2 separate regions of the Homo sapiens genome follow, and region 1 is linked to region 2. Evidence: chromatin loops called from intact Hi-C (ENCODE). Cell type or tissue: MCF 10A. All regions are shown on one strand.

Evidence for each region. A loop is a pair of places that touch in the nucleus more often than their neighbours do. Peaks named below come from ENCODE experiments on the same cell type or tissue, not always from the same donor. Only the 100,000 strongest peaks of a DNase experiment are listed, where the experiment ranks them.
Region 1: a loop joins it to region 2, with 2.0 times the contacts of the local background. A loop is called at or near these places in 2 of 110 quality-filtered maps.

What each region holds. Positions count from the first base shown.
Region 1 is chr4:101,304,000-101,306,499 of GRCh38, forward strand. All of the region lies in intron 1 of PPP3CA (protein phosphatase 3 catalytic subunit alpha), which reads right to left. Among named protein-coding and RNA genes, the nearest start is that of MIR1255A, 25 kb to the right of the region's middle. RefSeq lists an enhancer at 764-1,347. In MCF 10A, no CTCF peak of the experiment used is centred here; no DNase peak of the experiment used is centred here.
Region 2 is chr4:101,230,749-101,233,248 of GRCh38, forward strand. All of the region lies in intron 1 of PPP3CA (protein phosphatase 3 catalytic subunit alpha), which reads right to left. Among named protein-coding and RNA genes, the nearest start is that of MIR8066, 8.9 kb to the right of the region's middle. In MCF 10A, no CTCF peak of the experiment used is centred here; a DNase peak (open chromatin) is centred at 1,533.

The sequences.
Region 1 (2,500 bases), 73 kb after region 2:
ATATTAGTTAACCTTCTTTTCACCATATTTGTTGCAAATATTTTCTGCTAGTATTTTGCCTTTGTTTATGGTGTCTTTTATAAATGAGAATGTTTTACTTATGCAACCAAATCTGTTATTATGCATTATCAATCAAAGTTTCTTAACATGTGTACAAAGACCTCTTTCATCAGGATATTTCAGTAATAGTCTCTTATGTTTTTTCCTAATACTTTTTATTTAAATTGTTTTTTGATTCTATTTGTGCTATTACTATACTTGGAATTTCCTTATAGTACTATCTTTGGTGAGAGCCACGCCATAATATTTACTGAATAATCCATGCTTTTCCTATTTAATGGAAATGTCATTTCTTCATTTCAGTAAGGTTCACTATGTACTGGAACCTGTTTCTGGGTTTTGCCTAATGATGCCCATTTCCGTGCCAATAGAGACCTACAGTTGGTAGATTTTACTTCCTGGTACAAGGACAATATTCCCTGTAGTTTCATTTCTAGTTTATTTCTACAGATGAAAAAGGTTTTATGTATGTTTTTAAAATAAATGCAATAAAAATCTGAATGTTATGTAAAGTGTTCAAAATTGCTCATCTAGACAAGACTTCGAACAATTTCCTAAATTTCGTCATGTTAAGATTTTAAACAGAATTACATTCAAAAATGAATAAAAATGTATACATTTACATATCTAATAGGTTTTAATGTAAAAACTTAAAACTTCTAGGATAGTCACAGGTTTAAAACTTCTATTCAATTATTTATCAACACAAATAATTGAAGAATGTGAAAGAAAAATTTCTCTTGACCTGACATTTCTTAAAGAAGAAAACAAATTCAAAAATATCTAATAAATGTTCCTTATTTTTATGTGCTACAATCTATACGAGACTAACTAAACAGGCCAGTCAGTCTGGCCCAATTTAAGGAAAAACATTGAGGACACTGAAAATTAACTGAAATGTCAACCCACTTTAGAAGAAAGCTATTAGTAAAACAAGGGTACAGTTACAAGCACTTGTGAAAAGCACAATAAATAAACAATGAGACCCATTCAAAGATGCTGGGGAGACATTCAGGCTTTGCAGGGTTAGAACAAGAGACAGCAGAACCACTTCCCACATGGGCAAGAGTTTGTTTATTTTATTCTGCTTATCTGAAATCAGAGCAAATGATCCCAGTGGTTTGGAATGGCTCAAAATGTTTCTGGGCATCTAGGGAAGAAAAACTGCCTGGTTTTCAGGCGGTGTTTCTTTTTGCTCATGTGAATTTTAAAGTTCACGACTGAAAACTGAAATATTTGAGACCACAAAAGGTATTATTCTTTCAGTCACATGTTTCAGAGGAGATCAAAAGAAACACTTTCCACATAACTTTGAAAGTACCACACAGTGTGACCCCATAAATTATTGTTTATGGAAATGTCTTTACAGAATTGTATTTCACACCTTGGGAAAAATGTGAAATGAACTTAGCAACTTTTAATCATAAAGTTTTCTAGAAAACTGAAAAAATACTTAAGATGTGAATTATTTGTTTCCATGATTTCATTTAAGGCCAGGCTAACTGATGAGAAAGCCTAGAATATATTTCTTTCAGAGTACAAATATGGAGGAAAAATGACTATCACCATTTTTTATATAAAGGTAAATGAAATCTATATCCTTTGAATTGAATGAGAGTTATAATATCAAAACTTTCTATTCAACAGCAATTTCAGAATGAAATCATTTGTCACAATCTTCCTATTTCAAATGCAGAAAACAGCAGGTTATGGAGGGGGGTGTTTAAAAAGAATCAATGATAATGAAGTTTCAACCTTTCATTAATATCTTCTTTTACATCCAACAGTCAGAAAATGTTTTTAAGGACAAATAGGAAAGTACCAAAATATAATCTACTCACTGAACCAGTTAATTTCAAAGCTTTACACAGTGCTTTGAGAGGATAAGACTTGCTGGAAAGGTACAGTGAAGTAGGAGATTTTTTTTTTTTCTAATCAGACATCCACAGGAGGAAAATGTTTTAACTCTGCCTCCTAAAATGGAGAATGTACTTCACCTTCATTAGGTGATGAGGCAGTCCACCACAAATACAAGAGCTAAAAATTCCTTAGCACAAGAAAATTAGCTCTTTGTCATGTCCATGGAACATCTATTGTTTGGCTAGCTTACTCTGGAAGGGGTTTCTAAGTTAGTTGGCTGTCATTAATCTAAGCGCATATGGGGGCAGCTAATTAGAGAGGGCACTTTTCTGTTTGAGCAACACTGCCTCAGGTGAGGCTTGAATTAGTAGCCAACTTTCACCCTACACCCCTACTCACTCTTGAATCAGCACTCTGTCTGGAACACCTACCACTCCACTTTTGGAATGTGGCCTGCCTCCTCCACCTGACCACCAAGGCTCCCCCTCCGGAAAGCCACAAATTATAGTGCTCAATTGCAGCCAAGAGAAGAAAGCACTTGGAGGTAAAGCCAAAGTGAGAGTGAAAGAAAAATTTCCAC
Region 2 (2,500 bases):
TAGCACGCAAAGATTTTCACAAACAGAACCCAATCTGCTTTCTAGTCTCACCTTCTGCCACTCCTACATCATACCTCTATCCTGAAGACACAATGAGGATTTCTACTTTTCCTGAATACATCACAATCGTTTCAAGACTTTCTGTGTATTCTCTGAACTATTTAACTGTCTCCTTTTCCCTCCTCATCTAGGAAAATTTTACTCATACCTCATAATCTGTCTTTCATGAATCACTTTCAAAATGCAAAGTCATTCCAGGGTACACATGGGTATGGATGATTTCACAGGAATCAATTTCCAGATCCACGATTTTCAATTCTCCTCTTTCCTACAACTACCTCCTTCAGAATGCTCTTTTTGACCACTCTTCTTTCCCACCTCCACTTGCTCTTTCACAAATGATCTTCTCCAGGTTACAAATCTTACAATGATGCACTGGCCAGGGCTTAAAAACTCCTGAGCACCAAGCAACTGGAGACAACTGAGAGCTTTCCTCTAGGGGGAGAATTCTGTAAGAGCAAAGCAAGAAATGGGGAAGGCAGCAGTTTTTAGTTTATCAGGCCGCTAACTAGAGAACAGACTCCATGATTTTATCTGTAAGTCAGACTATTTATCAATGAGTCCATTTATCTTAGAATTAGGAATCAGAAATGAGATGCTAGGGAAGGAGGTATAGTTAGTTTATTTAAACTGAAAAAGGAAGTCATACTTTTTCTTACTCAAGTTAAGTCTCATTTGACTTATTGATTTGACAAATGAAGACTAGCTTTTGTAATGAGAGAATGTGGTGGGCATTTTCCAATTTGAACGAAAGTGACTATAGAAGGCTTTGATGAAAAAAATACATATAAATGCTTAAGGCAAATATATACCATAAGAAAGAAATTGTATCCTTTACAAATGCATTATAACACATATCTTGCTGCAAATACTTGATATTTGTCTGTGTCCCTCCATGGGATCATGACTAACTTATGAAACAAAATGTATGTTAGTGATTTCTTATTCATTTAAATATCTCACTTATTCTGATTGTTCAGTAAATTTCTGCTGGACTATTGGATCAGTCAGAGCTACAATTAAATCTCCTTGTTAAAAATTCCTATTAAAACACAGTAGTATTCAAACTGCTGAATAAATAAAACAAACCCTCCCAATCATAAGTATTCATTCTCATTCCTCCCTGTGAACTCCCACTGAATATTACCAGTAACTCAGCATTCTGTGCTGAAAATATTACCTAAGTACATCTCATATTTTCTATAAGATATAAGCTCCCCAAGATCAAGACCATCATCAAATTGACCTCTGTCATCACCTCAGCACCTAAACCCTACTTGACCTTTTAAAATGAATTAATAATTTAAAATAACATCAGCCTTTGCTCTTTAAAACACTGATACCTAATTTAATCTTACTGCTCTGTGTTTTGGCTCAGGATACAGAGGGTAATTCCTAAAAAGAAAAAAATTGCTGTCAGTATATGAATATGATGCCACTGACTCACCACCAAGCAGCGCAGGCATGCTGAGTTATTTTTGCCAGTAGTAATGATGAATTGTGCTGACTGAGCCATTTGGTTCCTCCTGGGACCAGAGGCACACATTTTTTTATATAGTCTGTCAGGAGTTAAAGTATAATTTTTGGCCACTGGGCAAAGTTGGAATTATTTTCTTCAAAAAAAAATTGTAGCTACTTCACACAAAGTGACAATGCTAAGAGACAAAATAAAATCAGCAAGAGTATATGCAATAGAAATAAATGCTTTATCTCTAGTTGGAAGGCCTTGAACCTGACCACCTTTAGTTCCTTCATACATGAGTCAGGTTTTGGTCTCAATACCTTATGACTGACCACATGGAAACCAAACACTTATGAGTTTAATTTTACATGCTTTCTTTTCAATTAGCTTATGGTCATACCACAGATCAGCTTTGTAGAAAAAAGGAATATCTCTTTGCATTTCCATTTCTATATAAAACCTCCTTCCTAACACTCTTGAGTTTTAAATTAGTTTCATGACCTTAAATAAAAACATACTATTATTATTTTTTGTTCTTTTATTCTGAAAATGTCAATTTTTAAAACTGATGTTTTTCCATTTTTAATGGTCTATATTCTGGTATTCTAACAACAGAAAAAGAAATTATCAGTAATAAATGAAAAACACCATACAGATTTACTAGTATTTATTAAAATAACTTCTTCATTTCTACATATTAGGCTGCTATCTACCCAAATTAATTATCTAAATATGAACTATACAAATGAGATTTTGCTTTACTTTGTTTTTTAATCTGTAACCATTTTCAAAGGAAAAGCCACCTAACTCATAGGAAAACTATAAGACACTACACCTAAAGTATAAAACAAATTAATTTCTGAAAACTTCATATTAGAAAGAATTTGAAAATGTACAGATACAAAGAATAGCTGTCTAGACACATGATTGGAAGAGTGTACTAGTAAGAAGAATTTTCAGCTTGACATTAGAGTGGCC